2 separate regions of the Homo sapiens genome follow, and region 2 is linked to region 1. A link is an interaction called in ENCODE POLR2A ChIA-PET data of the cell type or tissue named here. Cell type or tissue: OCI-LY7. All regions are shown on one strand. Links, peaks and the distances in the headings refer to the core of each region. The heading gives the core; the rest is flanking DNA. Region 1 overlaps RAB43 (RAB43, member RAS oncogene family). Region 2 overlaps EFCC1 (EF-hand and coiled-coil domain containing 1).

Evidence for each region. Peaks named below come from ENCODE experiments on the same cell type or tissue, not always from the same donor. Only the 100,000 strongest peaks of a DNase experiment are listed, where the experiment ranks them.
Region 2: POLR2A ChIA-PET joins it to region 1 with 5 read pairs; 12 of 35 experiments call an interaction of 5 or more read pairs at or near these places.

What each region holds. Positions count from the first base shown.
Region 1 is chr3:129,105,012-129,120,543 of GRCh38, reverse strand. The region is part of intron 1 of RAB43 (RAB43, member RAS oncogene family); the gene reads left to right. The region is part of intron 11 of ISY1-RAB43 (ISY1-RAB43 readthrough); the gene reads left to right. Among named protein-coding and RNA genes, the nearest start is that of RAB43, 9.0 kb to the left of the region's middle. RefSeq lists enhancers at 1-656, 7,725-8,225. In OCI-LY7, for the core only: no CTCF peak of the experiment used is centred there; DNase peaks (open chromatin) are centred at 3,973 and 8,013; H3K4me3 peaks cover 358 bases; H3K27ac peaks cover 580 bases.
Region 2 is chr3:129,029,971-129,045,502 of GRCh38, reverse strand. It overlaps EFCC1 (EF-hand and coiled-coil domain containing 1), which reads right to left. Exons shown (of 8, transcript NM_001377500.1): 3 at 14,643-14,800; 4 at 12,537-12,684; 5 at 11,174-11,339; 6 at 8,386-8,526; 7 at 6,603-6,672; 8 at 4,761-5,791. The coding sequence ends at 5,655. Among named protein-coding and RNA genes, the nearest start is that of GP9, 23 kb to the left of the region's middle. RefSeq lists enhancers at 5,410-6,383, 6,384-7,359, 11,417-11,971. In OCI-LY7, for the core only: no CTCF peak of the experiment used is centred there; no DNase peak of the experiment used is centred there.

The DNA of each region.
Region 1 (15,532 bases), core at 3,859-11,858:
GTGATGAATGAAATCAGAGTTTCTTAACCTAGGTGTTAGTACTCCCTAATCAACCAGGAGATCCTGGGCTGAAGGCACTCAGTAACTTTTCTGAACCGCACTGTACAGAAATCTTTGCTTGCTTTCATGGTTTCGAGCCCCCATGATCTTCAGGACACCCTCAGGGCACAGGGCTGGGACGATCTCTGCCAGGGAGATGGGAGTCACTGGAGCCTTGCTGCTGCTGGGCTCTGCCTCTCCGGGTGGCTCTAGGCCTGCTCCTTGTTGCCTTTGGCTAGGATATGTAGCTCTTTGTCTTTGTTTCTATAAAATTGGGATAATTTCTGGGTGTTGCCTCCCTCCTGCCCCAAGGTGGAGAAAAAAGTAAGTCAACAGTCTTTATGTGTCCACAGTGCCTCTCAGTAGATGTGACGGGGAAGCAGAAACTCCTGCCTGAGGGGTTTTATTATTATTATATTTTAATCGTCTTCTGGGGTCTGTGTTTTGGTCTCCGTGGATGGAAAAGAGCAAGGTGCAGAAGGCAGCTTTGAGTCACTCGGGACCACCCTTTTGGAGCAGGTAGCCAGGGAAGGGCTGGAGTGGGTGGAGTGTCCGTTATTGAGTGTGCCCAGTGATGATGCCAGCAGCTGCAGGGAAATGGGAGTGTGAAAATACAGGCTAAAGAGCAGTGGTGTCCTCCTCATGTGCTATCGGTCTGTGTCTGGAGTGTCTGTGGTGGCCCAGTGCTGACGGTGGTCAGGGAGGGGGCAGGGTTCCTGTTTACCTGTTGAGATAACAGACTGTGTCCCAGCAGAGCTCCTGGTTTACTGCGCACGGGTTATGCAATGCAGGGCCAGGCAGTTCGTTATTTTCTTTCCTTATGGTTGCCTCCAGATTGTCCTTCCTAGGAAGCAGCCCGGGGCCCAGGGAGCAGAAGAGCTGTGTAGCTGTGGTAAACACCTCTCCAAGTTATAGCCGCTGACCTTCTTGAGAGGCTGTTGGGAATCAGCTGGGTTACAGGTGCATTCTCTGCTGACTGGAGGGAATTCTTACCCCCGCTCACACAGGATGGAGCCTGGGCACACAGCTAAGAAGTGATAGAGGTGGGAATATTTTTCCCAGTTTTTCTGACTCCAAAGCAGATTTCTCCCCCATAGTGGACAGCTTTTCAGAATCCCGTTGTCTGTGGTGGGGAAGCCTCTGGCAATTGTTTACCACCTCATTTTGCCGGCAGGAAAACCTGAAGTCTAACTCACTGCAGAGGCTCCAAATTAAAGCTGGGCAGCCGTGAACTTGAGGGAACACTGTCCTTCGAGTCAGGCTTCCTGGGGTCCGCTGCCGCAGCAGGAGCAAGCCATTTTCCCTCCTCCATCTGTAAAGTGCCTCTGAGTAGTCTTTTGGCAATGTGATTTTAAGTCAAGTTTTTTGAGGTCTAATTTACACACGGTAAACCTTCACCACTTGAGGTGTTACAGGTCTATGAACTTCTCAAACTTACACAGACAAGCAGCCACATCACTATCAAGATGGAGAATTTTTCCACCAACCCAGAAAGTTCTTTTGTTCTTCTGTAGTCAGTTCCTTTCACCTCATCCTGTGGCAACCCCCGATCTGTTTTTTGTCTCTGTAGTTTCAGCAGTGTGATTTTAACTGAAAGCCTTGATGAACCAGAGCTTATTGTTGTTTTTTCTGTGGAAAGCAAGTGCACATCAGGGATTCAGTGTAAAACCTTTCCAGGGGCCGGGTGCAGTGGCTCATGCCTGCAATCCCAGCACTTTGGGAGGCCGAGGCAGGAAGATTGCTGGATGTCAAGAGTTCGAGATGAGCCTGGCCAGCATAGTGAGACGTGGTATCTATTTAGAATAAAATAAAATAAACCTTCTCAGGGCCTGTCTTGGGAAGCCCGAGATGCTTGTCCAGCAAGCATCCAGTCTTATATCCTAAAGCTTTCCCTGTGATTCTTTACAATGATGCTGGGTTTTATTAGAGCTTCAGGAAGCTTAGAGATGGATCACCTGGTGGTTTTCTAGCTCCTGTGAGCTTGGAGGTACTGAAAGGTAAGGAGAAAAGCCAAGAGGTCAGAGAGAGGGTCAGAAGGGCTTTAACTAGCTTCCCAACCAGTCAGAGCAATACCTTTATCTAGTTGTAGGTTGAAATTCTTGTTATTTGACTAAAGAATTCTCCTGCTAAAAAAACCGAAACATTTGAGAATCACAGATTTAATCAAATTACTTTATTTCTGTAGCCACTTCCCATTACAACCAGAATAACCTCCAAACACCTTCCCCAAAGAGATGGACCTCTGGAAGGAGACAAAGTTGGAGAGGCAGACAGAGGCCCATCTCTACCCTTCACTGCCTGCTCTCCAGCTTCACTAGCCCTTCAACATGGTGGGCTTACCCCTGCCTCAGGACCTTTGCATCTCTTCCCGTGCCCATCATACTCTGCCTCTAGATCCCCACGTAACTGCTACTTCATCATTCAGGTCCCAACGCAAATGCCACATCTTCAGAGAGGCCTTGCCTGATCTCCCAGGTCCTCTATTCTGTAACTCTATTGTATCTGGTCATAACACTTACCACAGCTTCAAATTAACTGTTTTTTTCTGTCTGCCCCTATAGAAGGTAAGCTCCTTGAAGACACAGGGATCCAGTGGGCCAGTGTCAAACACATGGTGTCCAATATGTGCCTGTTAATTGGTTCCTTTATAGAGAGAAAGCTGAGGCCAAGGTCACTTACAACTCTGTGGCAAAACCAAGGGTTTGGCTGGCTCCTAAGCCCAGTCTTCATTTTTACTTGACCACCCTTCTGATTTGCTCTGAGTTCATAAAGATGACCGTGAGATTCTGAAAGTGAATGGATCTAATAAAAATGCAGTTGTGGCCATTGCATTCACTGAGAGAAGAATGTGGAATGGGGCATTTTAGAAAGATTGGGGTTGACAGTTAAAGAGTTTTAGGGTGTTTGGTTTATTATTAACCAAAACGTGTAGATATACCCAAACGGCTCAGAGACACTGCTGTACGAGTCAGTAAGGCTTTGTATATGGTGATCATTTCCAGTGTTCTTGTGGATGCATTTGACTGTAGCTATGAGAACTGGACTTATAAAGTGAATCTGAGTGCTGCTTATCTTGCATACTGTGGAGTCTCTGACAGAGAGCACTGGACTAGGAGTCTGAAGTTCTGAGTCTTGCTTCAACCCTGCCACAGACTTGGGCAATTCATTTTTTTTCTCCTTGGAGCCTCAGGCTTCCTCATCTGTGAAATGGGACTAATGGTCTTTGCTCTGCCTCTTTCTTAGGGTTGTCAGAAAACTTTGAACATGCTTAAAATAAAGTTTCCATGACTTACTTTTGAATAGATAAACCATTCACATGGTTCAAATTTCAAAATTTTAAAAACTTCAAAGGGTATATATAGTGAAAAGTCTCCCTTCCGTGTTTGTCCCGTAAGCCACCCAGTGTCCTCTAAGAAGAAGCCATCAGTGTTACTCATTTCTTATTTAAAAACAAGGATTTATAAATATATATTTTTTTATTGCTGCAGTTACTGTTTTCCTCCCTAGATGAGACAGATTAGGTCTGAATTTGCCCCTCCCCCACCCCTCCCTCCTCCCCACCTCAGTGTCCTCAGGAAATCTCAGCTGGCTCTAAATCCTTAAAACATTCTGAAGCTCCTCTACTCACTCTTATCTGGGACAACACAAAGGCCTGTTATGTAAACTCGTTTTTGCAGATCACTAGGCACACCGGCCTCAAGTCCAGCGCAGAGGTCAGCCTTATGGAACTGTACCCCTCTATTCAGCTCTCTCTCAGGCTCACTGTCTGCTCGCTAGGGATGCTGCCAGATCTCTCCTTCATAGAGGTAAAGTCTGTGCCCTTGGGCCTGGACCTCCAGATTTCAGGACCTTTGGCCTTGACTCTCAAGCTTCCCCTTGCCCTAGGAGTCAAATTTGTTTTTGTAGCTGCTCCTGGCACTTCAAAAAGAGGGGGCAGGGCGGGATAAGAGGAAATGGTTTCTGGTTAAAGTTTGCATTCACAGTCCTTCCAATCAAGAGTCTAGTTCTGCTCATCTGTTCTTTTCCTATTTGGATAAAGTTTGTTTGACTTTTTCAGTTTTCATTAGAAATAGCAAAAGGACTGTTAGATAAGAAAGAAGTTCTAGGTCGTGCTGATTTTCTGAAGAAATCTGTTCTTGATACCAGGGACAGCCATCCTAATTGCAAAATAAACCTTGCCTCTCGAGGTTTCTTAGAATCCTGAGACAGCATGTCTGGTGGAGAGATAGTGGAAAGAGGGCCAGCTTTAGAACTGCACAGCACCAGGTTAAATCTTATCCTCAATGGATATGTTCTAAGACCCCCAGTGGATGCCTGAAACTTCAGATGGTACTGAACGCTATATAGACTATGTTTTGTCTTATACATACATGCCCATGATAAAGTTTAATTTATGAATTAGGCACAGTACGAAATTAACAACAATAATTAATAACAAAATAGAACAGTTATAACAATATGCCAGCATCGCTATTCCTGCGCTTTGGGGCCATTATTAAGTAAAATAAGGATTCTTTGAACACAAGCACTGTGATACAGTACATGCTGGACAAAGGTATGATTCACATCCCAGGTGGGACGGAGCAGGATGGCGTGAGATTTCATCATGCTACTCAGAATGATGTGCAATCGACTTATGCATTATTTCTAGAATCTACCATTTAATATTTTTATTTGTTTTTTTGAGACAGAATCTCACTCTGTCGTCCAGGAGGGAGTGGAGTGGTGTGATCTCGGCTCACTGGAACCTCCACCTCCCAGGTTCAAGCGATTCTCCTGCCTCAGCCTCCCAAGTAGCTGGGATTACAGGTGCCCACTACCACACCCAGCTAATTTTTGTATTTTTTGGTAGAGATGGGGTTTCACCATGTTGGCCAGGCTGGTCTCAAACTCCTGACCTCAAGTGATCCACCCACCTGGGTCTCCCAAAGTGCTGTGATTACAGGTGTGAGCCACCGCGCCTGGCCTACTTAATATTTTTATTTTTTATTTTATTTTTTGAGACGGGGTTTCGCTCTTGTTGCCCAGGCTGGAGTGCAATGGCATGACCTCTGCTCACTGCAACCTCCGCCTCCTGGGCTCAAGTGATTCTCCTGCCTCAGCCTCCTTAGTAGCTGGGATTACAGGCATGCACCGCTGTGCCTGGCTGATTTTGTTTTTTGTTTTTTGTTTTTTTTTTAGTAGAGACAACGTTTCACCATGTTGGCCAGGCTGGTTTCGAACTCCCGACCTCAGGTGATCTACCCACCTCGGCCTCCCAAAGTGCTGGAATTACAGGCATGAGCCACCACGCCTGGCCCTACTTAATACATTTAGAGCAAAGTTGATGGCAGGTAGCTGAAACCTTGGAAAGTGAAACCATGGATAAGTGGGGGATACTGTACCATAGGCATGTGACTTTACCTCTTCAAATCTGTCTTACCTGCAAAACCCCTACCCTTAAGGACCTGGCCCATAGTGGATCATCCACAGATGGGAACTGATGTTGGTGTGTAACCACCTGATGAGAGAGAGTGGATTGCGGGGGGTGGGGGTCAGGAAGCTTGGTTTCTCAGCCTAGTTGCCCAGCTGACCGTAAACAAGTCACTTCATTGACCTGTTGTCCTATCAGTAAAGTGAAGACAATAAAGGCAAGAGACTGGCCCCTGTGGCTATGCTCGTACTAGAAATAGAGCTATACAGTGACCCCAAACTGATCAGGGATTGTGGGAAGTAGAGGCACACAAGGCCTTTACCACCTTTTGTCTCCATGCTGTGACTCAGGATATCCACATGTCTGCTTTCCTTGCTTTCCTCTTGTTCGTTGTTTAGCCCTTGTAGGTTTCTTTACCTTGCACTGGCCTTTGTGTAGTGCTCGGGCTGTGATTGGCCTTTGCTGAGACCTCATGCTAGGCGGTTTTCCTGGGTGCTTTGGGTATGAGGAATTCTCAGAGTTCAGTAATAAGAGGAGCAACTCTCCCTCAAATGTGCATGCGTTTTATAAGTTTCCATCGCTTTTCTCATGAGTTGTTGCATTTGATCCTCATAGCCACCCTGTGGGAGACTATCCCCATCTTACAGAAGAGGAAATGAAGGCCCATTTGTGGCAAAGTCTGAACCAGAGCCAAGCTTTTCAGCTCCTAGTCTGGTACTTTTCTCCTCATTGCTGTCTTGTGCCCTCTCCTACTACCGCAAACACACACAAACCCACAAATGAAAAAAGTTGGGACTGATTTAAAATCTAGGCCATCTTGTATTGCTTGCATTTTACACATTGATTAGCAGTGTCATGTCAACATTTTAATGCCCAGTACTTATTAAATAAATGTTTATTAATTCAGATGAACTGGGGGTAGTGTTCGGAATGGCCAGTGTGAATGACAGAAAAATCCCACTTTCTAGACTGGCCTGTGAAATGCTGTTTTATTGTTGATGTGGCAGCAGAAGCTAACCAAATGCTGTTACATACCAGATCTTTCTTTTTTTTTTCTTTCGAGACGGAGTCTCGCTCTGTCACCAGGTGGAGTGCAGTGGCGCGAGGCGTGATCCCGGCTCACTGCAACCTCCACCTCCCTGGTTCAAGCAGTTCTCCTGCCTCAGCCTCCCAAGTAGCTGGGACTACAGGCACACACCACCACGCCTAGCTAATTTTTGTATTTTTAGTAGAGACGGGGTGTCACCATGTTAGCCAGGATGGTCTCGATCCCTTGACCTCGTGATCTGCCTGCCTCAGCCTCCCAAAGTGCTGGGATTACAGGCGTGAGCCACTGCGCCTGGCCACATATCAGATTTTTCTAACCTGCTTTGGGTTCATGAATAAGGACCGTTTGCCATTAATAGCTCCTATCCAGATACCATTAAAATCAGCTCTCCTCTACTTGCACCAGTTTGCCTCGCAAATCTCCCTTTTCTGGATTGGAAGAAGGCAAACTTAATCCCAGAAGCGGTGTGTGAGCACTACTTGTTAGAGGTTTTCACCTGTGCTCGTGAATGACCACTCTGAAATCCCAAAAACAGAGTGTGGCTAGAGAGTAATGTGACTGGTGTTCAAAAATAGCCTAGGGCCGAGTGTAGTGGCTCATGCCTGTAATCCCAGCACTTTGGGAGGCCGAGGCGGGCCGATCATGTGGTCAAGAGTTCAAGACCAGCCTGGCCAACATGGTGAAACCCCATCTCTACTAAGAATACAAAAATTAGATGGGCATGGTGGCGCATGCCTGTAATCCTAGCTACTCGGGAGGCTGAGGCAGGAGAACCACTTGAACCTGGGAGGCGGAGGTTGCAGTGAGCCAAGATCGTGCCACTGCACTCCAGCCTGGGCGACAGAGCAAGACTCCATCTCGAAAAAAAAAAAATAATAATAATAATAATAAAAATAACCTAAAACTCAAACGTGTATATGAGTGCTATCCCTTTCAGAGTCATCTCTTTGAGTAATTGTATATGCATTTCCCGAAGGTTTCATCCGCTGTGATGCTGTGTTCAGAAACTTCTCTAGAACCTGCACCTGCTTTGGTGGGTATTCCAGGGGTGGGTTTGATAAATAAAAACAGTCAAAAGAAGCCTGGACAACATAGGAAGACCTCATCTCTACAAAAAAATTAATAATTAGCCAGGTGTGGTGATGCATGTCTGTAGTCCCAGCTACTGAGGAGGCTGAGGCGGGAGGATTGCTTAAGTCCCAGAGATCAAGTCTGCAGGTAACTATGACCATACCACTGCACTCCAGCCTGGGTGACAGAGTGAGACCCTGTCTCAAAAAAAAAAAAGCAACAAAAACCAGCCTGCCTACCATAATGTTAGCAGTTCTTCTGTCCAAAATGAGGTCTGGCTATAAAATAATTCTGGTTCATGTTAGGCAATTCCTGTATGTGCTGGGCACTGGCAGCTGTTGGAGTAAGTGTACTGCCTTCTGAGGTGACGTCTCTTAAAGGGGGCAAGGTGCATTTTGATTTGAGAGACCTAAAAGCCTGGCCTTCAGCTAACAGCATGAGGGCTGGGAGTCATTTCCCCTCCTTGCATCAGTTTCCTCACTGTTGCGTGATGAAGTGAGACTGGGTGATCTCAGAAGCCTCTCTAGGCTCTGTTATTCTTTGAAAAAAGGCCCTTGTCATTTCAAGCCAGATAACCTCCATGCCCACCATTTTTATGGCCATGGAGTATAAAAATTGGATATTTTTAAAATTAAAAAATTCTGTTTACCATTTCCAATTAAAAACTTTGATTTTGGGGGTTTTTTATTCTTGACTTTTTTTTTTTTTTTAAACAGGGTCTCAAGGTCTCACTCTGGTTGCCCAGAATGGAGTGCAGTGGCATGATCTCAGCTTACTGCAACCTCTGCCCCTTGGGCTCAGGTGATTCTCCCACCTCAGCCTCCTGAGTAGCTGGAACTACAGGGCATGCGCCACCACGCCCGGCTAATTTTTTGTATTTTTAGTAGAGATAGATGGGGTTTCACATTGTTGCCCAGGCTGATCTTGAACTCCTGGACTCAAGAAATCCACCTGCCTCAGCCTCCCAGGAGTGCTAGGATTACAGGTGTGAGCTGCCGTGCCTGGCTTTACTCTTGGCTTTTAACTGTGTGTAGGTCCATAAATAGTGGGTGATTTCGTGACCAAAAAAATGGATCTTAGTGTCAGAGTAAACTTCAGTTTGCTAGTTAGGAATTGTTAATATCTGTCATGTTTATATATTTTTTTCAATATTCCCAATAAGAATAGGACTCTCATGTTTATATAGAACAGAATCAATTTTATGAAATACATGAAAATTCTATGAAATATGTAGAAAAATCTCTTAGAAAAAAATCAGTTTTATTATTGAAATCTCAAGGCCAATACTTCAGTGTAAACTCTGACGCTACAGTTTTCTTTGGGTTTCTTTCCCAGAATAAGCCCTCAACATGTGTTGGCTGCATGAGTGGGAGAGTGAGGAGCAGGATCAACATCTGATGGGAGGGTGCTGCTGGATCCCATGGCTGGCAGCACAGGTCTCTTTTTTTTTTTTTTTTTTTTTTGAGACAGAGTCTCTATCACCCAGGCGGAGTGCAGTGGTGCCATCTCAGCTCATTGCAACTTCGGCCTCCCAGGTTCAAGTGATTCTTCTGCCTCAGCCTCCTGAGTAGCTGGGACCACAGGTGCACACCACTACGCCCGGCTAATTTTTATATTTTTAGTAGAGATGAGGTTTCACCATGTTGGCCAGGCTGGTCTCAAACTCCTGACCTTAAGCGATCTGCCCACCTCGGCCTCCCAAAGTGTTGGGATTACAGGCATGAGCCACTGCGCCCAGCCATGGACTCTTGAAGCTCTACTAGAAGCTCTACTAGAAGAGTTCAGGAAAGGGCTGGAGGGCACCCTCCACATTTTAACAGAACACACGGAGGGAGAAATGCATGTGAAGTGAAAAAAGGAGACCACCTAGGAATTCGAGGAGTCCCCTACCCTTGGGAAGGCGCATGGTGATGGGTGGAAGGTGAGGTGTGACCAGATAGGCTTGGGGCCAGTTTGCTGTGCATTTGTGGTACAAGTGCATACATCAACAGATTGATATTTTGCTTTCCCTGAATTATCTTACCTTACTATCCTGTCTAAAGTAGCACTCTCCCAAGTTCCTTAAAAAAAAAAAAAATCTTTATGGAGATATAATCCACATATGATAAAAATTCCCCCACTTAAAGTGCGTGATTCAGTGTTTTTTTTGTTTTTTGTTTTTTGTTTTTTAATATACTCAAAGAGTTGTGCAGTCATCACCACAGTTGATTTTAGGATATTTTCATCACCGCAAAAGAAACCTCATCACCATAAGCAGCCACTCTCACTTCTCAATCCCCACCAACCCCTGGCATTTTTAATAGAGACGGGGTTTCACCATGTTAGTCAGGATCGTCTTGATCTTCTGACCTCGTGATCCGCCCGCCTCAGCCTCCCAAAGTGCTGGGATTACAGGCGTGAGCCACCGCGCCCAGCCACAGAATGTTTTCAACATTATGCCCTTACTTGCCTTGTTTTGTTTTTTTGTCCTAGTACTTTGCATTGCCCCAAGTCATACTTCACTTGTTTGTTACTGTTTGCTTCCTTCCACCCTCAGGCACTCAGCGCTGCTGGGCATGGACTTTGTCTTAGGTATCAAAGCACTTGGCACAGTGTACTTTACCTTTTGGTTATTGAATGAATGAAGGCAGGCAAGAAGGAAGCATACTCTTTCCCCATTTATCCAGCTACCTCTTGGCTTGCTTTTGTTGAATTGATCAGTTCTCTTCCACGTTGCCTTCTAGTAAGTTGGAAATATAGTGCTGTTTCTATTGATTTTATTAAGTTTTAAATTCATGTTTAAATTTATCTACCAGGATCTGTTTTTTTCACCTAAAGAAGACAAGAACCACCATAATCCCAACACTTTGGGAGGCAGAAGCGGGCGGATTGCTACAGCCCAGGAATTTGAGATTAGCCTGGGCAACATGGGGAGAACCTGTCTCTGCAAAAAATAAAAAAATTAGCCAGGTATGGTGTTGCTTGTCTGTAGTCCCAGCTACTCAGGAGACTGAGGTGGGAGGATCACTTGAGCCCAGGAGGTCGAGGCTGCAGTGAGCCAGGATCGCACCACTGCACTCCAGCCTAAGTGACAGAGTGAGAGCCTGTCTCACAAAAAAAAAGGAAAAGACAAAACCAAGCACACTTTTACTTTCTCCTCATTGCCCATTCCAAAATTTTTTTTACATTATGTACCAAGTTACTTAGACTTAATTCTAACTTTTAATATTATTATTATTATTATTATTATTTTAGATGGAGTCTCTCACTGTCGCCTGGGCTGGAGTGCAGTGGTGCGATCTCGGCTCACTGCAACCTCCACCTCCCAGGTTCAAGCACTTTTCCTTGCCTCAGCCTCCCAAGGAGCTGGGATTACAGGCGCCCGCCACCATGCCTGGCTAATTTTTTTTTGTATTTTTAGTAGAGACGGGGTTTCACTCTGTTGGCCAGGCTGGTCTTGAACTCCTGACTTCAGGTGGTCCACCTGCCTCAGCCTCCCAAAGTGTTGGGATTACAGGCATGAGCTACTACATCCGGCAACACCTCCTTTTTTTTTAAATGACATTGATTTTTTTTTTTTTTTTGAGACGGAGTCTCGCTCTGTCGCCCAGGCTGGAGTGTAGTGGCGCAACCTCGGCTCACTGCAAGCTCCGCCTGCCAGGTTCACGCCATTCTCCTGCCTCAGCCTCCCGAGTAGCTGGAAGTACAGGCACCCGCCACCACGCCCGGCTAATTTTTTGTATTTTTAGTAGAGATGGGGTTTCACCATGTTAGCCAGGATGGTCTCGATCTCCTGACCTCGTGATCCGCCCGCCTTGGCCTCCCAAAGTGTTGGGATTACAGGTGTGAGCCACCGCACCCAGCCAAATGACACTGATTTTTTAAATTAATTTACAGATCAGTACAAGCCATGATTTTTTTTTTTTTTTGTAGGAGTCACCTTGTAGTTTTTTCTCATGGTTTCCTTATGTTGTCTTTTCACTTGTTTCTTTATTCCTTGTATTTCCTGTAAGCTAGAAATGTGGGGACTCGATGAGCCTAAAGTTAAACCATTCTGGCAAGAATGCGTCCTAGGGGATGTTGTGGGCTTCATCCTGCAGCACAGGAGGCAGCCCCCGGTGCCACGTTCCATACTAGTAATGGGGCCTGTTTGATCACCTGGTTAGGGTGGTGTTTACCAGCTTTCTCCATTTCTGTTGATTTCTAAAGATTTCTCTTTGTTCTTTGGACTTATTTCTTGATCGCTTAAGAGCCACGGCCTTCCATTTGGAGCACCAGACCAGTTGAAATAGGGCTAAAAGGGAAGAACCCTTGGAACCTGGAAGGTGGTACTCTGTCGAGCTTAGTTATGGTTGTTGGCTGAGAATTACCCATCTGACACCCTGTATGTAAATTACATAGCATGGCAACTTGTGCATGGTTTATTTGTTCATTGATTCCTTAGGTACCTGCTCTCTCCCAGGCACTGTTCTAGGTACCAGAGAGAGAAAGGTAAGTAAGAGGCAGTCTCTGGGGACTCACCTCTGGTGGAGAAAATATATGTAGACAGGTAATTAGCATGCAATGCTATTAATGCTGTGGCTGTGGTAACTGAGGCTTCTGAACCAAGAGTTGGACTGCATGGCCTGACAAGTACTCATCTTTCACCTCCACACATTGTGGCAACAGCCAGCCAAACATGGACAGTCAGGGCTGTTCCTGGAAGGCAGGGCCATGTGGCTGCCGTGGCTGTCCTAGGGAGGTGTGCTGAGTTCTGTGGAGCTTGGTGGGGGGCTTTAATCCACACTCCTCAGGGCCACAGAGGCGTGAAGGGGAGGGAGGCCCTGGAAGATTCATGAGAGATTCCTAGGGAAGTGAGATGGGCAGGGCTTTGAACGCCATGGCTGCCTCTGTGCAGAGCTGTGGCCCTGGGAGGGAGGAGTGTGATGTTTGTCTAAGCTGCATGCAGCTGGAGAATGGGGGCAGATGAGAGCATGGCAAATACGAGGGCCAGCCTGGTGGCACTGGCAGGCTGTGGGCCTGGGGGCCATAGGCAGCGAAACAGCCAGCTGTGCCTGGGAGCCCGGGGAGGAGGGTTTGCTCTAGAGAGTTGAAGAGGTGACCGAGTGGCTTGGAGGGTGAGGGTGAGGGACTCGTGAGGCCAGTCTGGGCCATCGTTGATGACCAAAGTAGCAGGGAACTGGAGGGATGGTTTGAGGGTTGGGGTTGTTCAGTGTGGGCCATAGGACATCTGAATCCCTTGTGCCTGGGCCCTTGCAGCGGAGGAATTTGGGGAAAAGAGGTGTGGGGTTTACGGGAATTCTTGTGGAGGCTGTGAGGGCTCCAAGAGGCTGTCTACCAGGGACACTGGCACTTGCAGCCCTGACTCTGAGGATGCTGTCAATGTTTGCTGAAAACCCTTCCTGATGGGCCCCCCAGCTGAGCGGTGCCCACCGCGAGCTCCTGCACGCTGCCTTGGTTTCCTCATTACCCCAAATGTTTCCCTGGTGCTGAAAGGAGCCTGCAAGCAAGCAAGGTGTTTGGGTGGCAGCAGGCTGGTCGTGGATGCCCTTAGCTTCCTGCGAGGAAGAGGAATACCCGGAAGAGGTGGCACTTGGCAAGCAGATGAGGCAGGACTTGTTGGCCAGAGGCCAGGGTCGTTTCCCACAGTGCACCTTTTTCTCATCCAAGCTGTTCAGGAACGGGTTTGATTCCTGCAGGAGGTGCCAGTGGCAGTGAGATTTCTTGGAAGCAGTTTCTATGTGCTTGCGGAGGAGCCGCGTCCATGGTAAAGGACACCAGGCTTCGGAGTCAGACAGACCTCTGCTGATGCTTCATTCCTGTGACCCCTCAGACATAAGGAGTAATGAGACCCACCTTCTAGGGTTGTCACGGGATGAAGTGGCCTGACACACAGGGAGCACTGACAGACAGTGCCAGGTGCCCACAGAACTCTGCCTTCCTGGCTTTCATGGCCTCTGGCCCCTTGCTTTCACCAGGCCTGCAAAACGTCGTGGGTTACTGTGCTTCCTGGGTGACTGGGGAGGAAACTTGAACTGCGAGAAGCTGACAGGGCCATCCCTCATCACGTGCTGGTGGAGTACAGGAACAGGAACGCACATCCTGGATTTTTCTTCACTCTGCATCGCCACCAAGCCTCCCAAGGAGAGCTGCATTGTAACAAGGGACAAAGAAAGCCATTTCTCATGCTGGGCCTTCAGGCACTCATTTTTAAGAGGTGGGAGGAATTTTGGGCATGAGAGTCTGTCCTGGTCCTCTACTCCCCTATTGCAGAGGAGAATTTGTGCCCCCGACACCAGACTGCATGCATTGCAGTCTGCTCTGCCTGCCGCCAGCCTGTGTCGCTGGTCCAGCCTGGTCTTACCTTTCTTGTCCTTGCTTTGGTCTCTCTCCACCTGTCTGGCCAGATGGTGGCAGGCTGTGTCCTTAGCTGGTTAATATGCTAGAGGTTTTGCTGTCTTACCATGGTGCTTCACAGTGCTTCACTCCCTGGCCTGTGGCCTGCTTGTGAGCCCAGGGCCAAACCTTTCCCTGGAGGACCACAGCATGGTGGGAGGAGGGACAGCGGCAGTCAGGAGCTCGCATGGCCCACAAACTCCACCTCCTGGTTTGACTTACCACATCCCAAGACACAATGAAAAATAGCTCAGGAACTTGTATTTGGGTCAGTCTGACCAGTTTTCAGAGTTTGTCCTGAGAACTAACTTTTCCAAGGTCCCTCTCTAATATGAAGAAGCAAGGAACTTTCCACTGCCTGCTTCGTTACTCAGGAGAAAGTCTTGTCAAGTAAAACCTTCCTCTGTTTCCATTGGGAGGGACAGATGCTGGACACAGGTCCCAGAGCCGAACTTCAGTGGTGCTTTTAACCTAGTAAGCAGGATTGATTTCCCACTGGGGCACATCTGAACTCACTCAGTGGGAACGTGAACTAGGAATCCCTGGAAAGCAGCTTTCAGCCCTGCTGCACGGGCCTGACTACTGGGACCTGCCCACAGTGGACTGCTGATGTGTTGAGGCCCTTCTCTGTGCAGGCACTGTGCAAGTATTGATGGTGCCAAGAGGAATAAGACAGGGTCTTTCTCCTCAGGGAACCCATTCCTGATGGCAAGAGAGGGACATAGGAACCAGGAGCCAAGTGGTAGCCCGAGGTCAATTTCCACTACAAAGCCCGCTTTTTGTTTGTTTTTTAATGTTAACTTTTTTTTTTTTTTTTGAGATGGAGTTTCACTCTTGTTGCCCAGGCTAGAGTGCAATGGCATGGTCTCGGCTCACTGCAACCTCCACCTCCCAGGTTCAAGTGATTCTCCTGCCTCAGCCTCCTGAGTAGATGGGATTATAGGCATCCACCACCATGCACGGCTAATTTTTGTATTTTTAGTAGAAACAGCGTTTCACTATGTTGGCCAGGCTGGTCTCGAATCTTGACCTTAGGTGATTTGCCTGCCTTGGCCTCCCAAAGTGCTGGGATTACAGGCATGAGCCACTGCGCCTGGCCCTGTTTTTTTTGTTTTGTTTTGTTTTGTTGTTGTTGTTTGTTTTTTGAGATGAAGTTTCACTCTGTTGCCCAGGCTGGAGTGCAGTGGCACGATCTCGGCTCACTGCAACCTCCATCTCCCAGGTTCAAGCAGTTCTCGTGCTTCAGCCTCCTGAGTAACCAGGCTGACAGACATGTACCACCATGCCCAGCTAATTTTTGTATTTTTAGTAGAGACAAGGTTTCGTCACGTTGGCCAGGCTGGTCTTGAACTGCTGGCCTGAGGTAATCTGCCCACCTCAGCCTCCCACCCTGGCCTAAAGCCTGTTTTGTTTGGCCGGCAGAAGGGTGGTTGGCTGGTTTGTTACTATTGAACTTGTTTTAGATAGCATATCCTTTTCTGATAGCCAGCGGGTCCCACAAGTCCTGTCTCCTTACTGCCTTTTATGTCACTTGTCTGGCCCCAAAGCCCAATAGTGCGGGACATTTTGACTTAGATGGATAACCC
Region 2 (15,532 bases), core at 3,545-11,544, 75 kb after region 1:
GAATTCACCAGTGTACTCATCGGGGCCTGTTCTTCCTGTTTTGGAGGATTATTAATTATTAAAGTCTTTAATAGAGGCCTATTCAGATTATCTGTTTCTTCTTCTTCTTCTTTTTTTTTTTTTTTTTTCTTTTTGAGATGGAGTCTCGCTCTGTTGCCGAGGCTGGAGCGCAGTGGCGCGATCTCGGCTCACTGCAAGCTCCACCTCATGGGTTCACGCCATTCTCCTGCCTCAGCCTCCCGAGTAGCTGGGACTACAGGCGCACGCCACCATGCCCAGCTAATTTTATTTTATTTTTTTTAGTAGAGACGGGGTTTCACCGTGTTAGCCAGGATGGCCTCAATCTCCTGACCTCGTGATCCACCCACTTCGGCCTCCCAAAGTGCTGGGATTACAGGCGTGAGCCTCCGCGCCCAGCCTGTTTCTTCTTATATGAGTTTTGGCAGACTGTGTCTTTCAGGAAATTGATCTATTAAACATAGATTACCAAATTTGTGGCATAGATGCTTCATTGTATTCCTTTAATATCCTTTTGATGTCTGTGGGCTCTGTAGTGATGTTCCTCTTTCATTTCTGATATTAGCAATTTGTATCTTCTTTTTTTTCTTTAATTAGGTTGGCTAGAGGCTTATCAATTTTACTGATATTTTCCAAGAACTTGCTTTTGGTTTTGCTGATTTTCTCTCTGATTTTCTGTTTTTAATTTCATTGATTTCTGCTCTAATTTTTATTATTTCTTTTCTTCTGCTTACTTTGGAGTTAATTTGCCCTTCTTTTTATAGTTTAATGAGGTGGAAGGTTAGATTATTGATTTTAGATATTTTTTCTTTTCTAATATATGCATTCAGGGCTATAAATTTTCCTCTAAGCAGTGCTTTTGCTGCATTCCACAAATTTTGCTTCACTGTATTTTTATTTTTATTTTATTCACAGTATTTTTTGTGGCGGGGGTACAGAGTCTCACTCTGTGGCCCAGGCTGGAGTGCGGTGGTGTGATCTCTCCTCACTGCAACCTCCACCTCTGGGGTTCAAGTGATTCTCGTGCCTCAGCCTCCAGAGTAGCTGGGATTGCAATCATGCACCACTGCACTTGGCCAATTTTTGTATTTTTAGTAGACACTGGGTTTCACCATGTTGGCCAGGCTGGTCTGGAACTCCTGACCTCAGGTGATCCCCCGACCTTCACCTCCCAAAGTGCTGGGCCTATAGGCATGAGCCACCGCACCCAGCCTAGTTCACAGTATTTTAAAATTTCTCTTAAGAGTCCCTCTTTGACCCATTTGTTATTTGGAAGTGTGTTGTTTAACCTCCGAGAATTTTGGGATTTTCTAGCTATCTTTCTATTATTGATATCCAGTTTACTTCCATTGTCATCTGAGCCCATCGTATGATTTGTATTCTTTTAAATTTGTTAAAGCGTGTTTTATAGCCCAGAATGTGGTTTATCTTGGTGAAGGCTCTGTGTGAGCTTCAGGAGAATGTGTATTCTGCTGTTCTTGGGTATTCTATCCACGTCATTTAGATCCAGTTGACATATGGTGCTCTTAAGTTCAACTATGTCCTTACTGATTTTCTGCCTGCCGGATCTGGATCTGTCCCTTTCTGATAGAGGTTGTTGAAGTTTCCAACAAAAATAGTGAATTCATTTTTTTGGTAGTTCTATCAGTTTTTGCCTCACATATTTGCCACACTCTTATTAGGTGTATACCCATTAGGGATTATTATGTCTTTTTGGAGAATTGACTTGTTTATCATTAGTCTGCTCTGTCTGAAATTATTACAGCTACTTCAGCTTTCCTTTTTTTTTTTTTTTTTAAGACAAAGTCTCCCTCTGTCACCCAGCTTGGAGTGCAGCGATGCCATCTCAGCTCACTGCAAACTCTGCCTCCCAGGTTCAAGCAATCCTCCCACCTCAGCCCCCCAAGTAGCTGGGACTACAGGCGCACAACACCATGCTTGCTTAATTTTTGCATTTTTAGTAGAGACAGGGTTTCGCCATGTTGTCCAGGCTGGTCTCAAACTCCTGGCCTCAAGTGATCTGCCCGTCTTAGCCTCCCAAAGTGCTGGCAGTACAGGCGTGAGCCACCATGCCTGGCCAGCCCACTTTCGAATAATACTGTATTGCTTATGGGTAGTACAAATACCTTATAATGACAAAATATTCCTAGTTCTTCTCTCCTATCCCTTGTATCATTGCTGTCATCCCTTTCACTTGTATGTCAACTATAATAATTGCCTACACTGTTGCTATTAATATTTTTAACAAACTGTTGTCTTTTAGATCAAATAATAAGAAAAGTTAAAGTTTTTATTTTACCTTTATTTATTCCTTCTCTAAAGCTCTTCCTTTCTTTATATAGATCCAGATTTTGGACCTGTGTAATTTTCCTTCTCTCCAAAGGACTTCTTTTAACATTTCTTGCAAGCCAGGTGTACTGGCAACAAATTCCCTAAATTTCTGTTTGTCTGATGAAAGTCTTTATTCCTTCTTCACTTTCGAAATATAATTTCACAGGATACACAATTCTCGGTGTATTTTTTTTTCCTCTCTACACTTTAACTATTTCATTCCACTCTCTTCTTGTTTGCATGGCTTCTGAAAAGAAGGCTGATGTAAGTCTCACCTTTGTTCCTCTATAGGTTAGGTGTTATTTTTCCCTCTGGCTTCTTTCAAGGTGTGTTCTTTATCATTGATTTTCTGAAGTTAGAATGTACGATGCCTAGGTGTAGTTTTTTTTTTTCTTTTCTTTTTTGCATGTAACCTACTTGTGTTCTCTGAGCTTCCTGGATCTGTGTCTGACATTAATTCGGGGAAATTCTAAGTCATTATTACTTTAAACATGGTTTGTGTTCCTTTGTCTTTTTCTTCTCTTTCTGGTACTCTCACTGTGCATGTTATAGGTTTTGTAGATGTCCCGCAGTTCTTGGATATTCTGCTCTTTCCCCCACACTCCTCGGTCTTTTTTCCTCTTTGCTTCTCAGTTTTGGAAGTTTCTAGTGACATATTCTCAAGCGCAGAGATTCCTTCCTCAGCTGTGTCCTAGTTGCTAATGAGCCCATCAAAGGCATTCTTCATTTCTGTTACCGTGTTTTTCAGCTCTAGCATTTCTTTTTGATTCTTTCTTAGAATTTCCACCTCTCTGATTACATTACCCATCTGTTCTTACATTTGTCGACTTTTTTCCAAGAGAGCACTTGCATATGAATCACAGTTGTTTTAAATTCATAGCCTGATGATTCCAACATCCCTGCCATATAGCTGGGTCTGATTCTGATGCTTGCTCTGTTCTTCAAACTGTGCTTTTTGCCTTTTAGTCTGCCTTGCATTTTTTGCTAAAAGGCAGGCATGCTGCACCGGGTAAAAGGAACTTTTACCTTTTACCCATAGGTAAAGAGGCCTTTAGTGATGTGGTGGGAAGGTGTGGTGGGAAGGGATGTGTTCTATAGTCCTATGATTAGATCTCAGTCTTCTAGTGAGCCTGGGCCCTGGGCTGTGAACTTCTAAGGTTTTCTTTCTCTTAGGTGGGACAGGATGGCTGAAGGGAATGGAGTTGGGTATTTCTCTTCCCCCAGTTTGATTAGGCTCTAATAAAACCCTAGTGGGTTAGGCCCTGATAAAATAGTTTCTTTTGATGGTAGGCTTTGTTAAAAAGCACAGAATGTCCTGGCATATTTTTAAATGGTTACTTTCCCCTGTTCCTGCCAGAAGCACGAGGGGACTTTTTCTTCTATTTTCACCATGAGAACATAGTAAAACTCCTGGAGGTAAAACTCGCAAAAGTGTGAGAGTACCCCTGTGATGAGGTGCCCTGTGAGATAACATGGCGAAACTCTGTCTCTACTAAAAATGCAAAAATTAAGCAGGCATGGTGTTGTGCGCCTGTAGTCCCAGCTACTTGGGGGGCTGAGGTGGGAGGATCGCTTGAACCCGGGAGGCAGAGGTTGCAGTGAGCCAAGATGGCGCCATTGCACTCCAAGCTGGGCAACAGAGTGAGACTTTGTCTCACACATACACACAAAAAGAACAAAAAAGAAAGCTGAAGTAGCTGTAATAATTTCCGACAGAGCAGACTAATCATAAACAAGTCAATTCTCCAAAAAGACGTAATAATCCCTAATGTGTATACACCTAATAAGAGTGTGGCAAATATGTGAGGCAAAAACTGATAGAACTACCAAAAAATGACAAAGGAACCCATATGAGAGCTTTGAACTCTCATATACGTCCACAGTGAGTTTTAACCCATGTGTAGGTTCATGTAGCCACCACCATGATCAGGACACAGAACAGCTGGCCCTGTGACCGAGCTGGGACACATGGGAGCCTGCTTGGCCTGGGTCCCGTAGGCAGCACAGAGCCTGAGGTGCAGGGCTGGTGGACTCCGCGGAGATGCGAGGAGCAAGCTGGGCGCATCCCTGCCTGCTCAGACCACCTCCCCGGGGCCAGCTCTGCACATGGCCCCAGGGGTCCTGGGGCCGGTCCCATCTGGCTGGACCAGGGGTGGGCATGGCCTTTCTGTGGTGGCCACTGGCCTTGGTCTCTTTTATTCCATTTCCAGAGGAACCATCTGAAAGTTGCTGGGCCTGTGTTTCCCTGCTGAGGCGTTTGCAGTGGTTCCGTGAAACCCATAATCTTTGCGGCCCTCCCTCCACCTCCTCCTCTGCCCCTGCCCCTCCCCACCAAGGTTCAGAGCAGACTGGATTCCCCTGACTCCTGCAGTTTCCCCAGGCATCCCGAGGCTCGGAAAGACCCCTGGTGGTTGGGCTCTTACAAACTTTATTTTACCTCCATTTAGCACTGGTTTCACCCCCATGGCACTGTTTGGCAATGGATCTTTCTCTCTAATGACAGTCTAAGTTAGGTGAGACTGGGTATCTTGGCCTACTCCTTCCTGCAACCCCATGACGCAGTTCAGGAGGAGGGGCTCGCAGTTCAGGAGTTAATGCGTGTTCAGGAGCAGGGGCTCCAAGCACTGCATTCCTGGGGCCCCCCTCTGGTTCCACACCTTTGCTCTTGCCATTACCTTAGATTCTATGCCCTTCCCTCCTTTCTTTACCTGTCTAAATCCTACCTGTCCTCTAGAGCTGGTTCAAGGCCAGCTTCTACCAGGGAGCCTACAGTGATTGTTCCTTCCTTGGAATTCCCTCAGCCTTTCCTAGTCATCAACATTTCCTGGGGTGTGGAGTGCTTTCCTACAGACCAGGTATCCCAAAGGTTGGGCCCAGTCTCCGTTGCAGCAGGCATGCCAGTGGGAGGAAGGAGACAGTGCTGGGAGGGGAGGAGATCCTGAAACTCTGGGGAAGAGATTTGGGGTCAGACTCAGTCAGAAAGTGGGCATCTCTGCCCTGAGGGCAGGGGAAAGATACAGCATCAGGTGCAGGCTGATCCAGCAACTGCAGGGCTTTAATGTGGACTCTGGTGGCAGGAATGCAGGGGCTGCGAGGTAATGTGGAGGAGCCCGAGGAAGGGGTGGCTGCCAGGTGCTGCAATGGGAGGCTCTGGGCTCGGGCTTAACCTTGGAAGGAGCCAGCAGAGACTCAAGTTCTGATGATGTGACGGTGGTCAGACCAGCTGTCAGTGGTTGGGCTGATCATGGAGGCTGGTCCAAAGGCAGTCAGGCTGAGCAGGGTGCCCACAGGGTGGGCCAGTAACCTCAGCAGGAGACGAGGAGGGGGTTGGTGAGCGCAGCTGCTGCAGAGGCTGGTGCCGAGGGCTGTCTCCGCAACAGCTGGCAGGCAGCCAAGGCTTGGTGCAGGGCATCCAGGATGGCTGCAGGGCTGGGCCTTCCCTCTGGAGGGAAACAGCAGGCAGGGAGGGCAGGATCAGTCTGCTCACCTTCACCCACAGAGCCACTGTCCCTCCTTCCTGAGACCCAGCCACTCTTACCCGCTGTGCCCCTCCCCAGCCCTGCCCAGCTTCCTCGCTCTGTGGACCACCTCCCCCTGAGGACCCTGGAGAGGGGACTTGGAGCACACAATTTCTGATCTCCTCCATGAGGGCAGGGACTGCTCAGGGCAGTGGGTGCATCTGAGCTCTGCCCAGTGGTGCCTGGGGAGGACAGCGAGCAAAGGGCTCTTGGTTGCCTTGTCAGCCTGTGAAGACCCGTGAGGCAGGAGCTCGGCCTGGCTGCCCCAGGCATAAGCTGGCATTCCTGCTGTTCTGCTCCCTGAGCTTCGTCTAAACACCGGGTCCATGTTATTGAGTGCTTAAGGGAGATGCCCCAGCCTCGGGCGTGGCCAGCACTTGACCCCTGTGCCTCAGTCTCTTCCTCTGTGGAAAGGGGATAACAACTCATTCCTTCTAGGGCCATTGTAAGGATTCAGGGGTTTAAAAACCCTTGGGGCACCTCCCCCGCATGTGGCTGCAGTGCTGCCGGTGGCGCCCACCCATCCCCTCACTGGGCTTCTGTCTGGCACTTCTGCCTGGGGCTTCTGTGCCTCTGCTCTTGCTAAAAGCCCCTTCAGCTTTCTAAAGCATGCAGGGCAGGAATAACATGATTGTTTTGCAGACAAGATGCTAAGCATGAAGCACACTGGAGTCTCCTCCTCAGGACACCCTCCAGCCACTGCGTGGGCTCTGAGAGACTAGGGTGCTCTCCTACCGTGGGTGGGGTCCCTGAAAGCGTCCAGCGTGCTCAGCAAAATCTTCCCCAGGGCTCTTTTCGATATGTTCTTAAAAAGAAATGGAAACAAGGCTGGATTAGACTGGTTGCTGTGTCCCTGTTCAGCCGATGGGAACTGGTGGCCCCTACGGGCTTCTAGGCAGCTCCCTGGGGACAGATAAAGCTCCTCCCCCACCCTCATCGCTTCTTGGCCCCCTACCCCTAGGCTGGCCACACTGCACTTCCCAGAGACTCTTGGAGGGCGAGTGGGGCAGTGGGCAGGATCCATGCCATCAAAGATCACGTACCTAAGGATTACCATCTGTGCCCAGGTAGACACTGAGAAATAACCCTAAGAGCATTTTAATGCATTTGCTCATTTGATTTTTGCAACAACTTATTTTATTATGCCCATTTTAACCAGCAGAAAAAAGCAATGCTGGGAAAGAATGCGAAATTTGCCAAAGCCACCCAGCTGGGAGGTGGAGGGGCTGCATCATCTACCGTGAGGCTGCATGGCCTATGGCCTCTGCTGGGAACCACTGCCCTTGCCTGCCTGGGCTAGGATTGGCCTCTTGGGGCCCATCCCCAGGTCTCTGCTTGCCTAGGACGTGGACATTGGGCTGGACCTCGGCAGCTCTGGGTCCCAGGCAGCCCAATGCACAGGGCACAGCCCACTTCAGAGCCCCACAGACCTGGGTCTTGCTTTCTTTCTAGTCCTTATAGCCTTTCTCTTTCCTTTTGCTGCACTGGATGGAACCTCTGCTTCACATGAAAACAGTGATGACAGGCATTCTTGTCTTGAGTCTGATTTTAATTTTAATTTTTTTTTTTTTTGAGATAAGGTCTTACTCTGTCACCCAGGCTGGAGTGCAGTGGCACAATCTCAGCTCACTGCAACTTTTGCCTCCTGGACTTTGGCAATCCTCCCACCTCAGCCTCCCAAGTAGCTGGGACCACAGGCATACACCACCATGCCCAGCTAATTTTTTTTTTTTTTTTGTAGAGGTGGGGGTTTCACCATATTGGCCAGGCTGGTCTCGAACTCCTGAGCTCAAGCGATCCACCCACCTAGGCCTCCCAAAGTGCTGGGATTACAGGCATGCACCACCAGGCCCAGCCACATCTGATTTTAGGGGGATTCCTCTGAACACGTCACCAGTCAGTGTGAGATCTGCATGAAGTATTTGGTTGAGAGCCCTTATCTGGTGAAGGAAGATCCCTACTATTCTTAATTTGCTGAGGGGTTTTATAATCAAAGGAGATTGAATTTTATTGACTTCCTTTTCTGCATCAATTGAGATGATCATTTGGTCTTTCTCCTTTAATCTGCAATGTGGTGTATTTTGGTAATAGATTTTTTGATGTGGAATCATCCTTGAATTTGTAGGATAAGTCCAACTTGGTCATGTTGCATTTCTTTAAACACTGCCAGATTTGGTTTGCTAGTATTGTATTTAATAATTTTGCATCCATGTTTAAATGTCACATTAGTTTATAATTTTCCTTTCTTGTCTTTCTTCCATTTATCCTTTTCTGGTTTTGAGAACAGAACCAGAAAAGGATACATACAAGAGTTTTATTAGCTTCTTAAAATGACCTGGGGAGCCCCCCAACCCTATTTTTGGTTGGTTCTTCTGAGCCTCCATTTCTGCATCTGTAAAATGGGATAACAGCTGCCTACTGTAAGGAGAGCCTAGAGCCTGGTGCCTGACACAAGTGGGGCTCCCTCCCAAGAGCTCCTTTCCCTTCCCTGAGTGTGGCAGCTCTCCCGTGAGCCTACCAGGTCCCGGAGCCTCTGCAGGAGCTGCAGCACGTCCACCAGCTTCTCCTCCAGCAGGGACAGCCGCACCCTCTCGGTCTCTACCATCTGCAGCTCCAGCCTCAGGTGCTCATTCTCTTCCACCTTCTGCTGCAACTCTGCCTGGGAAGAGAAGGGGCTCAGTGCTCACTTTGCTGGCCTCTCCCAGCCTTCCAGGTGGCAGGATCAACTACTCCATCTCCCCGAGGCTGGTGCTGAGGCCCAGAGAAGCTGAGTGTGTGGCCTAAAGCCACACAGCGGGTTGGACTGATGTAAGAGTTGTATATTTTGTTTCCCACTCTAAGGACTCCATTCTCCCTTCTCTTCTCTGGTTTTGTTTCTTTCAAACAAATTAAGTTTAGTGGGAAGCTGCAGAAGCCAATCTGGCTAGCTTACACAGAGAGGAAATTTATGGCAGGCTAGTGGGCAGATCCCAGAATGGACTAGCAGCTGGAGAACCTCAGGAATGGGACAGGGTTGAGACAGTGGGAGTGTCCCAAGCCTCTTATCCAAGAGCCACAGCCGAGAAAGACCCTCTCCAGCCATCCCCATCCCCCAGCATGGAGAGCCCCAGGAGAGGGGCGTGGTTGGCCCAGTCGGAGTCTTGGGCCCACTCTTGGCCAGGGGGCCACCTAAACCGTCAGTTGTACCCAGTAACACTAGGATGCCAGGCAGTCACAAAGTGTTTTGTGGCCCCTGCCTTCTAAAGCAGGCATGCCAGGCACGAGGCATTCCCTTCCCCTGGCACCAATGGAGGGAAAGAGAAGCAGTGGAAAGTGTGGTGCCTGAGGGCACTCAGGGTCCACCCTGGGCTTGGGCAGGAAGAGGGAAGGCCCAGTGCCTCTGCTCTTTAGGGATGTGACTGGAAGGCCAGCTAATTTTAGGATCCTCCAAGCCCTGTTTCCTTTAAATATTCTTAGAAAAGGGGTGGCTATGCCCTTCAGAACTTTGTGACTGCCAGTTTATTTCCTGATGGCCCACAACACTCCACCCTCCCCAGCCACAGGGCTATGACTTTCCTGAGGGGTGCCTGGGCAGGCAAGATCAAGGCCTCCAGGAAACCAGAGCGGTGGTGGAGAAAATGTAGAAACAACTTTCAACTTAGGAGACCTGCACAACACAGAAGAGTGCTAGAAACAGGGACAGCCGTGGCGCATGTTTGCTGAGCACTCACCACAAGTGTTCACCTGTTTGATACATGTGTATAGTACCATTATTATGCCCATTTCACAGGTGAGGAAACCGAGGCACAGAAAAGTTGAGTAACTTTTCCAAGGTCACACAGGAAATGGAGTCAGGATTTGAATCCCGGCAGTCTGGCTTCAGCACATAACCGCCATGCCATGCTACTTGGTGTTAGCAGCCTTCTCTGGGGAGTAAGTGAGGGGTGGCCCTATCCCGGTGCAAGGGTTCCAGAAGCTGGAGGTGGTGCAGACCCGATCTCACTGGAAGGTTTAGCTGCAGCCACACTGGCTTGCCCTGTAATGACATTCAACTTTGTTTCCTTTTGCACATTTCAGCAGAATGTTTGCATAGTCCTGGTCTTTGTCCAATCTACTGCAGCGCTCCAGGGCCTGCTACCTTCTGTCTTGGTCTCTGATTTCATGCACTAAGAGGCTGGAGCCCAAACAGGCCCCTCTGCTCCCTCCTGCCCCCAGTGACTCAACCCCTGGCCTCAGGGTGGAGTGGTGTGGCTGCCTTGGTTCAAGGTGGGCACACTGGCGTGGATGCGGCATGGGCTCCCAGCCCAGCCCATTTGACCTCTCTCAAACTGTTTCCTACCTCATTGGGCCCTTTGAACATAAAATAAGACAGAGCACATCAGCACCGAGCGTGTGGTTCATGGGTTGTACAAGTCAGCTGGTATCATTTTTAAAAAGTTATTTAAGGAACTAGGACTTCATCAGGCCATATATAAGTAAAAAGCAGTACAGACTTAGAATTTCAGATGTATAAATATAAAACTATGTCAAAACCAGTTTGTAAAAGCACAGTGGGCTAGGGCTTAGTGAAATGACAACTTTCAACAGCATTGCACACTTGGCTACTGTGGAATAGAGACTTTCCTATGGAGTAGAGAGAATGAGAAATGCGAAGTGGTCGTATTGAAATGGAGACAGCTGGATGCTCGGCCCCCCTTTCCCTCTTCTTCCTACCACACTTCCTTTCTTTTGGGAAACTGCCCCTGCTCCACTTCATCTGACTTTGGTGGCAGTGCCAATCACTGAACCCGCCCCACCACCACAGGGATTGGCCCAGGGACGGGCACATGACTGAGGTGGCCAATCGGAGTTCCTCCCTGAGATTTCATGTACTAGGAATGAGACTCATTTTCCTGTGAGGGCTTCCCAGGTGGGCTGATGGAAGTCTAGGGCTGTTCATGGTCCTGTCTTCCCTTCCCCCATCATATGGAGTAAGCCCTTTTGAACTAGGGGAAAGTGAGGCCACCTCCTACAGAAAAACACAGCAGATAGATGGAGACAATCTGGTCTGAGTCCCTGGACCCAGCTGTGCCTGAAGCCCAGACCATCTTCTTCTCAGCTCCATGTTCCAATATCTGTTTTGCAATCAAGCTAATTTGAGGTGGGATCCTTTAATTTGCAACCAAAATATTTCTTATTAAATTTAAATCAGAGGAAATCACCTCCCTCTGGGCCTTGGTTTACTCATCTGGGAATGAGGCACAAGACTTGGCTGCAATCCCTCAGACCCTTCCAGCTGTGAGATCCTCTAGAATTGCTCCAGCCTTTGATCTCTAGGCTCTGCTGACCTCCTCCTCAGAGGTCCCCAGGGTCCTCCCACCGCAGCCCTGAGTCCTCAGCTGCTCCACCAGCATGGCAATGCAGGCCTCCAGCTCCCCCAGGGTATGGGCATGGTTGGCACCGCCGAAGTGACCAAAGTAAGTCATGAGCTTCTCCGCCGTCTGGTCATCACACCTGCAGCAAAGGAGAGGGCCCGCATTGCAGGGGGCTGCTTCCCAGAGCCCGCTCTGTCCAGCCTTGGAGAGGTGGTGGTGGTGTGGAGTTGGCCTCCTAAAGCAAAGCCAGGCCACGGCACCTGCCTGCCCAGTACCCTCCCATGGCCCCCATCTCACTCTGAGGAAAAGGCAAAGGCTTCACCTGATCTGCCCCATGAGCTCTCTGACCTTCCCTCCCACCCACCTGCACTCACACTGCTCCAGCCACAGTGGCCTCCTGGCGGTCCCGCCAACATGCCTCAGGGCCTCTGCACTTGCTCTTCCCTCTTCCTGGAATGCTCTTCCCCCAGCATCTGCATTGCTTATTCCCTCATTTCCTTCCCTGCATCTCCCTGCCCCGCCTCTGTCCCTGTCCCTGTGTGACCCCTCTTCCTCAGGCCTGTCACACTCACTAGAGGATCCAGAAGAAGAGGCCACTGTCTGGTTTACTGCGATTTTCCCTGTGCCTCAGATTTTGCCTGGCATGTAGTAGGTGCTTTATAAGTGCTTGTTGACATGAAGAATTGGTGGTAAAAACAACCCCAGAAAATCAACAGCATTTTACCATACATTAATAACTGTTGCCCCCACCGGCGTTCCCACCTACTGTGCACCAGGCACCTGTTAGGCATTGTATATCTTTGACCTCAAATCCTCACACAGCCTCTGCCACACAAGTGTCACCATCCCATCTTAGAGACAAGAAGACTGAGGTTCGGAGAAGCCAGGTGACTTGTCTGAGGTGTCCCAGGTGTCCTGGGCCTGTCCTCGGTCCCCATGGGGGTGGAGGTGAGGATGAAACAGGGAGCCAGCACCTGCCCGGGGCCAGGCTGGAGAGCTGTGGAAATGGTGTGTGGCGAGGGGTGATGGGTTGGGAAAGGGTCTGAGAGGAACACTGGTGTCTGGGAGTGCTACAAGAGCTCCAGTGCAGGTGCTGGTGAGAAAGCACGAATGGGAATTAAAGCCAGCCACGAGATGTGCCCTGGAAGGTCATCCCACTTCATCCTCTACATGCTGGTGGGCCTTCCCACCTCCCCCTGAGGGACAAGGGGACAGAGTCGCAGAGGGGCTGGGAGGTGGCTGAGCCAGGCTAACCAGCCTCCCAGGTGCTCCTGGCTTCCCCAGACACCTCTGGAGCCTGCGGCCCACAGTGGCTGACGCTGGACGGGCCACACACCTGCCTCTGCAGCTGGAGAGCCGGGCCAGCAGTGTCTTGGCCTCGGCTGCCGGCGTCTTCTTCTCCTCCTGCCACCTCTCCTCCTCCACCTCCTCCTCGTCAGAGGCGGCCTGGCCCTCCACGGAGCGGAACAGCTGCTCGTCCACTGCTGGGGAAGCACAGGATGTGGGGATGCAGGACAAAGGGTGGGGAACCAGGCATCCCTCCCCAGGGGGACATGTGCAGCGCAGCCCCAGGGGAGGGCTCTTGTGCCATGTCCCCTCTTGAGACAGCCACCCCCACATCCCAGGCTCCTGTGCAGTGAGGCCACCAAGGCTGGTTCTGTCTCCTTGTAATGTGACCAGCCCAGGAGTGAAGCTGGCCAGTCAGAGCCCCTTCCTGGGACTTTACACAGGGACATGGGGAGAAATGCTCTCTTTTTCTTCTCTTTCTTTTCTTTTTCTTTTTTTTTTTAGAGACAGGGTCTCGCTCTGTCACCCAAGCTGGAGTGCAGTGGTGTGATGATAGCTCACTGCAGCCTCAAACTCCTGGGCTCAAGTGATCCTCCTGTCTCAGCCTCCCAAAGTGTTGGGATTACAGGCATGAACCACCGTGCCTGGCTTCTTCCCTGTTTTCTAAGATGACACAAGCCAGGCCCTGTTTGTGGTCTCAGAGGTAAGTGTTATTTCCATTTTAGGCCATACCAACCCCAGTCAGGAAAGGCCAAGCCAGTCTCTTAGGAGCTGGGGTGGGCTCCTCACGGTACAGGCACCAGGATGGACAGATTTTCAATGCTCAGGGAACTACAGGCGTCTAATGTTTGGAGTAGTGTGGAGGAAGGGGGTGTGACACATGTGACTGTCTGCGGTCCACAGTATTGCTTGGCCTTGACGGTGGGCTCCCACCTGTGTCAGCATCAGGAAGCCTGGGGGTCTGTGTGGCCCCCTGGTGTTCTGCTGCCCAACCTCAGTCCCCATCCCCGTCCCCAGGGGAGTCCCACTCCCTCCTCTTCCTCTCCACCCAGCTCCAGGGGCACTTGAGTCAGGCCCGGCCAGGCTGAGTGCAGCCTCCTCTGCAACTAGTTCAGGAAGGGCAAGGGACCCAGTGGGAGCCACTGGAGTTAACCCAAGACTTGGACTCAAAACTTGCAGGGAAGAGAAATGCCCTCCATGCTTCTGGCTTGGGAGTTGAGAGGACCAGGCCTGGAGCCACTGGTGACCATCTTGCCACTATGAGGGGAGTGCCTGCTGTGAAGTGAATCACTGTAGAGCAACGCAGGGCCAGGGGTCCAGACAGCTGCGCTGCTGACACTTCAGCTGTGCCTGAAGCTTGTGTGGACTTTTTAAGTTATGTGAACCAATACATTCTCTTTTAACTTAAGCCGGTTTGGGCTGAATGATCTGACACTGGGAGACAAACGATGTCCTAACTGATACAGCTGTTTAAAAACAAAACCAGGCTTATGACCCCACCCCCACCACCCCAGAGAATCACATGCAGAGATCCGGGGTGGGCCTGGGCATCCATGTTTTTCTTTTTTCTTTAGGGGGGCAGGGCCCCACTCTGTCACCTAGGCTGGAGTGCACTGGCACAATCTTGGCTCACTGCAGCCTCTACCTCCCAGGCTCAAGTGATCCTTCTGCCTCAGCCCCCACTCCCCCTCCGAGTAGCTGGGACTATAGGCATGTGCCACCACACTGGGCTAATTTGTTTGTATTTTTGGTAGAGACCAGCTTTTGCCATGTTGCCAGGCTGGTTTCGAACCCCTGAGCTCAAGCAGTCTACCCGCCTCAGCCTCTCAAAGTGCTGGGATCACAGGCGTGAGCTACCACATCCAGCCTGCATCCATGCTTTTAAAGGTGACCCTGGCCACCTGGCAAGTTTGGGAACATCTCAGTGTATCCTGACCTCCTGATGGCTCTACACACCCCAGATTCTCTAGGCCCAGGTTCTTAGGATGATGGGGCTGGGGAAAAGGGCCCCAGCCCAGCCTGAGCACCTGGTGGGAGTGGGCTCTGTTTGGAGGCTGGTGGTAGCATGGATGCAGACAGGCCCTTGAGAGCAGGGCTGAGCACAGCCGGAGGGACTGTGAGCCTGGCAGGAAGACTGGGCGCACAGGGGACAAACCTTCATCCAGGGCTCTGCTTCCAGAGCTGCTGTCTGACTGCCAGGCTCCCTCTGGAGTGGGGTCTGGGTCTCTGGTCCCAGCATCTTCAGGTTCATTACTCTTGTCTCCTGGCTCTGGGTTGGCTAGCTGCGGGGTTGGGAGCTGGGAATCCTCTGACCTGCAGCCGTGGGAGAGACACAGGCATTGAGGAGGAGAGTACAGGACTCTTCCATTCCCCACTGTACATGGGCAAGCTGTCTATGAACACCCATTGTCACCCTGGCAGAGTCAGCTTCCCACAGTCCAGGAGGAAGTGCTAGATACTCAGATTCCCAGCATCCCTTGCAGCTAGGGCACAGGCATGGAACCCAGTTTTAGCCAATGGGACTCAAGGCAAAATCTTCTGCAACGGATTTTCATCCTTATAAAAAAAAACCTCTAGGAAAAGAAATGCCCCTTCCTTCCTGCCTTTAGACATTGTCATGTGAGAATGTGATGTTTGGAGCTGCAGCAGCCATCTTGTGACATGAAAAAATGTCTGAGAGAATTACTGAATAGCTGAACAAAAGCCTTAATGTCTTTTAGCTGTTGAGTTCATCAGCCCTAGGGCCACCCATCTCTGTACTTCTTATTATAGGGGAATTTTAAAAAAAGTTTTCATTGTTTCAGCTACTTTTTGTTTGTTTGTTTGTTTTTAAGAGATAGGGTCTCTATGTCACCCAGGCTGGAGTGCTGTGGCATGATCTTGGCTCACTGCAGCCAAACCTCCCGGGCTCAAGCGATCCTCCCACTTCAGCCCCACAATTAGCTGGGACTACAGGTATGCGCCACCACACCCAGCTAATTTTTGTATTTTTTTGTGGGGACAGGGTTTTGCCATGTTGCTTCCGCTGGTCTCGAACTCCTGAGC